2 separate regions of the Homo sapiens genome follow, and region 2 is linked to region 1. The links are chromatin contacts, found by POLR2A ChIA-PET in ENCODE. All regions are on one chromosome and are shown on one strand. Each heading gives the region's core, a stretch centred on a gene start or an enhancer-like site at or near the end of the contact. The rest is flanking DNA. Distances are from core to core; before and after follow the strand shown. Region 1 overlaps MBTPS1 (membrane bound transcription factor peptidase, site 1). Region 2 holds the start of ATP2C2 (ATPase secretory pathway Ca2+ transporting 2).

The links. ChIA-PET counts read pairs that join two places held with the same protein, here RNA polymerase II (POLR2A).
Region 2: POLR2A ChIA-PET joins it to region 1 with 10 read pairs in activated T-cell. The contact joins the promoter of ATP2C2 here to the enhancer-like site in region 1. POLR2A ChIA-PET finds 5 or more read pairs at or near these places in 3 of 52 experiments (Panc1, activated T-cell and activated naive CD4-positive, alpha-beta T cell).

Annotation. Positions count from the first base shown.
Region 1 is chr16:84,054,354-84,057,324 of GRCh38, forward strand. MBTPS1 (membrane bound transcription factor peptidase, site 1) reads right to left here. Exons shown (of 23, transcript NM_003791.4): 22 at 1,652-1,782; 23 at 1-292. The coding sequence ends at 96. Among named protein-coding and RNA genes, the nearest start is that of SLC38A8, 13 kb to the left of the region's middle. RefSeq lists enhancers at 887-1,480, 1,481-2,073. Within about 2 kb of position 1,251, at least 5 of the 41 ENCODE cell types and tissues checked have a DNase peak (open chromatin) inside an H3K27ac peak, as active enhancers do.
Region 2 is chr16:84,367,004-84,369,974 of GRCh38, forward strand. It overlaps ATP2C2 (ATPase secretory pathway Ca2+ transporting 2), which reads left to right and starts at 1,535. Exons shown (of 27, transcript NM_014861.4): 1 at 1,535-1,711. The coding sequence starts at 1,613.

The DNA.
Region 1 (2,971 bases), core at 1-2,500:
ATCCCTTTTAAACCAGCCGCCACCACAGCTCGGCTCACCCACCAGCGCCGTCCGTGAAGGCTCTCTCTGGCCCTCACGGTCAGCCAGGCTGCCGGTCACACCGAAGGGGTCTTTGGCGGGTGAACCTGCTGCATGAGCTGCGGGCGCTTCACCCTGGGCTTCCTCCGCTTCGGCCTGCTCTTGGCCTTGTTGATTTGTACCACAAAGAAGGCCAGGACCACCATGGCTCCCAGGAAGGCAAAGACAGGAATGGTCTGGCCCACCTCCTGGTTGTAGCGGCCAGGCATGATCCCTGTAAGAGGACAGCCGGTTGAACAGGCAGGAACGCCACAGAGCTACCATGACGGCCTTTTTCTATGACGGCTGGATTCATCAGAAACTAAATGCGAGCTAATTTCACTAGCTGGGCTTGCAGGGCATACATCATTTTTAAGCCTTAGCTAAAGTAACCCAGGCTATTAATAAAGAGTGGATGAGAGCAAAGAGCAGCCACTTCCTGTGGGGTGGAGGCTCGGTGGATCTCTGCTGCCCTTCCTCCCTGGGATCCCCGCAGACGGATGATCAGGCCCAGCTATGCTTCTGTCACAACCTACCGAAGGGAGGCCCAGAGGCGCTCTGTGTTTCTCTAAACACAAGGGAAGATGGGCACGTCTCTATCCAGGGGAGAAGGAGGGGCCTGTGGTTCCAGCTGAGTGGGAGGAGGAGAAAGGGGGCGTGGCGGAAGAAGCACCGCTGGCAGTGCCCCGCCTCTGGGAAAGCCCTTCATGGAGGGGACGTGTGGCTGAAAGCCAGGAGAGGCCATCAGAGGACCCTGGTTCAGAATGTCAATACGACTGGGCAAGGCCAAGGGCTCTGGAATTTACCTTCAGCGCACCCCGTGACCTATGCGCAAGGCCCTCAGGACCCTGGCACCACCACGTGGTGTCCAGGGCTGGACTGCACAGACAGGGGTGCCCCTTCCTGATCCCATTTCTGGACAATTCCTGGAACCCAGAGAAACTCCTCTTGGTAGCTATAAACTCTTTGGAAGAGTACAGGGGACTCTAGAGCAAAAGAACTGCCCAGGCTCGGCTGGAAAGGCCTGGTACCAATTGCCTTGGGTAGTGGAGAAGAACCTGCCCTAGGCAGTCTATGTAGCCAGTCAGGATCCCTGGAGAGACAGACAGGATGAGACCACCTAAGGGACACACCCCAGCTCAGTCAAGTCCCTCCCAGGGGGGCAGGGCAGAGAACTGAAGGGGCCTTCTGGGCTGAGGGCTGGGAGCCAGGGCGGCTGCTGCCATTGGCTGGGACCCAAACCAGCAGACAGGCATCCTGTAAGGGACGTTAATAGGTGGCTGGCAGAACTTTCATAAAGAGCGTGCAAGTTACTTTGAACATGTTTAAGTAGATCACCCAGCCGTTGTAAAATAAATTCAAATGTGAAAATCTAGGTAGCATTTTCTAAGGGAAACAACAATCTCTTAATCTGTCAGGCCTGCCCTTGCTCATGCTGGTTTGTGCCACAAAAGAAGCCAAGAGCCAAGGCCACCACAGCTCCCAGGAAGGCAGAGACAGGGAGAGTCTGGCCCGCCTCCTGGGGAGGGAGGGAGACTCCTTTGAACAAAATACAGGATGACTGAGCACAATCACAAAGCAGCCGAGAACTCACCTCCAGGAATGTCCCAGGCGCCGCTCTCTCCAGGGGACAAGGGCCTCACTTGAGGGCGATTCGATCGAAAGTTGGGTAACACCACCTTGTCCAGGTCAATGGAGAGTAGCTTCTGATGTTTCCAAAGGTTACTTCAGGAAAATGGATTAAAACAAAACAAAAATAAGCCATTGTACTAGTCTAGGTACTAGTCTAGGAAGTTCAACTGAAACTCAAGACAGAGCAAGTGATCTACGGGGAGATGTGAAATGCCATTTGCGTCCACGGCCACCTAAATGCCACTGACAGCAACTATGGTGGCCGTTTCCACGTCCCGAGGGAGAAAGATCAAAATCAAGTCCCTGTTCATGAGATTCTACTGAGTTTACAATATGACCAGCAGGAGCCTGTTTTTGCATAAAGCTAAACATGACCAAGCGCCTCGGGAGGACACTCCAAGCGAGGCCCTGGAAGGAGCCTGTCAGGGGGAGGAGCTGAAGCCTGCTGAGTGGACCTGAGCCTGGGGCTATCGAGGTCCTCTCCCTAAGGCCTGGAGCAGTCGGAGGCAATGGTGATTCCAGAACCACTGCATATAAGGAAGTGGGCAAACTGGTGCCGGGAACCAGACAGCATCTTTGTCTCTGAAGAAACCACTGTCTCCAGGGAGAATACGAAACATACAAGGAACCAACAGTGGGAGAGAGTCTGAGCAGCAAAACGTGGGGTCCCCATCTGCCTTGCCTGCAGGCGGGGGACGATCAAATGAACGTGTGCGATTCCTGCACTCTGTGGTGCACAGTATCATTATTAACTCTGGGATCTGAAAAACTCGTTCAGGCCAATACAACTTAGACCCGAAGAAGACAGAGAGGTTGATACGCTGGCAACAGCAGCACAGAGCTTGGGAGGACACCGGAGCTAGAGCGAAGAGCGCGATGGGAAAAACACTACTCTGGCTTAAGTGAGGGGGAAGAATACAGTAAGTTTGCAAATTAAAATTTCTCTATTTTTCTGTTATTTATTCATTTGGAAACTGTCAGCCTGTCTCTTTCACTTTGGGCAAGTGAAAGCAAAGACGTCCAGTCCTATCAGCAATTAGGCTGAAAGTCAACGCCAAGCTGGCGGGCAAGGGCTGGTCTGAGTAGAGGTTCCCTAGGCAGGCAAGAGAGAGACTCCCACTCGATACTCCCAGCTCGGCAACTGCCTGAATGCCAATGAGCACTCATTATAACCCGCCCTATTTTATAGGATTTAATTTTACACTTCAGGCTTAATCAGTCTGAAAGTTAAACTGACAGTGTTAAGTTACGGAATCAATGACATTTAGGCTTTATGACTTTG
Region 2 (2,971 bases), core at 285-2,784, 310 kb after region 1:
GGTTTCTCTACGTCTTCCCCACAGCTTTGTAAAAAGTCTGTTTCTCAAACTCTCCTCAAATTACTATTTCCTACTGGGACCCTGACTCCTACGGGTAGGTAGTGACATCCCCATTTTATGGATGAGTAAACTGAGGTGGAGAGAGGTGAAGAAAATTGCCCAAGGTCGGAAAGGAACATTCCTGGGATTCAAATCTGGACTCACTCACATCAGAGGTTTGCTGTTACCATTATTCCTGCACCTTTGTTGAAACTGGGGAGTGGGGCCAGGCTGATACCGTAGCCTTTGTTTCCTTGAAAGAGGAAGATGCAGGAGATACAAGAAGGGGCACTGGAACTGCCCTGCAGGTTTTCGTGGCCTGGAGTCAACCCTCGGGAGCAATTGAGGTAGGTGGCAAATATTTGCTCAAAAGGGGTGGCTGAATTTCGTGGACAAATGCAGAGGGCACCTCCTGTAGCCCGTGAGTAACTTCCCTGTAGAGATGAGGAAGCCAGCGGAAAGGCGGGTGGCACGGACTTCCCCAGAGCTCCCCCTCTGCTAAGTGGTGGGTCTAGTTACGGATCTAGTCCTACCTGAAGCCAAAGAAAGCCCTGGAACTTCAAAGCACCCACTTGGCTGCTGGCAACTGTCTACACTGCGTATGGACTCACATACTTTGGGAGCCATTTGAGCCCAGCACCTTCTGATGATGAAGAGGAGGAGGATGGTGTCATGGGGACACCAGCACATTCTCTACTCCAAGCCCTGCTCGAGACCTTCCTGTACAGCACTGTCCGCTGGGGCCTCTCCATGTCACTGTGAAGGAGGCGCTATCGTGGTGGCCATTCTGCAGAGCAGTAAACCAAGGCGCTAAAAATATAAGAAACCTGCTCAGGTCCCACGACGAGCAAGAGCGGCGCTCATCCTGCAGACGAGGACAGGGGCCCTGACCATCCGAGACCATGCAGGCGCCAAAGGCAGCAGGGCTCTCAGTCGCTCCTGTTCCTGGACTCACTCCCAGGGCCCTGGAGGTGGGGGTCTTAGCCTTCTGCTGCTCCCCGCTCAATGACAGGCTAGGTTGCCGAGGCTCAGAAAGGCCACGTGACCCGTCCAGAGTGCACAGCCGCAGGTGTGAGTCTGACTGAGCTCCAGCCACCTCGCTCCCGGCGCCTTAGAGCCGCCCACCCTGGGTTCCTCAAGAGGATCACCTGGGGCTCGTTAAAAACCCAGCTCCCGGCGGCTCCAAACCGTGACTGGGCAGGGAGGGGTCTGGGAATCCGGATTTTAAACCAGCATTTGCTCCTCCACCTCCCCCACTCCAGGTGATTCTTAGGATCTGTAAGTTTGGGAAACAGCCCAAGCCCTGAGGCGACGCAGCCTCTCCCTGGGCCTTTCATGGCCAGCCGGCGCTGTCCCCAGAGCCCCTGGGGTCCCAGGCGAGCTCGCGGGGCGGGGCCGGGTGAGCCGGCACCTCCCTGTGCGCAGCCCCGCCCCAGGGGCGGGGCCTCACCTGCCGCGGGCAGGTAGACAGCTACCTGGTAACCGGGTCCGGCCCAGGAGGCTTGGGCGCGCGCAGCCATCCCGGGCCTCGCCGGGGACCTAGGGACGCAGGCAACGCCTGCGCCCGCTCACCATGGTCGAGGGACGCGTCTCCGAGTTCCTGAAGAAACTCGGCTTCTCGGGCGGGGGCCGCCAGTACCAGGCGCTGGAGAAGGACGAAGAGGAAGCCTTGGTGAGTCCCCGCGACTCCGCGCCGGGCGTGCGACCCGACCCCCCATCCCCTCCGTCGTAACCGTCCCCGGCCCGAGACCCCGCGTTCGCGCTGCGATCCGCGAACTCGCCCTCCTCCCCTGGCTCTGGAAAGAAGCTGTCCTCACAGCAACCGCGCTCTCATCTGCGCTCTGGCGCGGGGAGCTCAGCATGGAACCCTCACGTGAACCCATTTTGTGGTTGAGAAACTGAGGCCGAGAGTGGTTAAGTATATTCCCTAAGGGGCACGGAGCTAGGAAGTGACCTGGCTGGGAACTTAACCTAGGTTTCTCTGACTCCAGAGAATTAAAATTCCTGGGTCTCCAGACTTGGGCTGCTTTATGGATTTTTAAAACTTAAATTGGAAAATAAAATTAGAGGGATGCAAAAAACAAAAGATTGCTGAAATGTTGTAGCAATAATAGAAAGCAAAGTTGGAGCTGAGGGACCTCCCAGCCTCACTTCCTACAGTCAGGTACTTTTAGAAAGTCACTCAGAGCTGTATGCCTGCTTTGCAACCTTCAGGGACCCTCTGGGATAAAGCAGCAGGGTGCCAGGGCAGGGCGGTTCATGAGGGAACGAAGTGGCAAAGCTGTCAAATAAAGCCCCTCCTGTTCCTTGGATTCTTGGAAGCCAGGGGTGAAGCCAGGCTTGAGGGTGACCCAACACCCTTCTTTTTAGCTTCGCAAACAGAACTCGTTGCATGCTTTAAGGTCAGGGGGGCACTGAATTTCTGCAGAAGCGTTTCTCTGCACGCCAGAGGGTCGTTGCACTTTTTTTTTTTTCATTTACGCTTAAGCAGTCGTTCAAAAGTAACATTTCTGAACGAGTCCCCTGGGTTGCTAATTAGAAATATGACTTGGCGATGGCCTTTTGACCAGTGAAAGGAAACTTCAAAGGTAAACTTACCTTTTAATTAAAAAAAGAAATTAGCTGAAAAAATATTTGACTTAAAATTTTATTTTTTTCTCCCAAAGAATACTAATGGTCAAAACATTTTGTTTGTGAGATTAAGTATTCGTGCTTTTTTAAAAATAGTGTTTTGTGCTTTTTTAAAAATAGTGTTTTATACATCCCTGTTGATGTAAGAATTCTGGTCTTAGGGTGGTAGGCCACAGGACCACGTAACTAGCAGTTTTTGAGCAATCTCGATTTTTCTGAAGTGGCATGTTAATATTGATAGGATATAGAGTTCAATTAATTGGCTGTGATCCATTTCTCTGCTTCTGCGATACATTCTGCT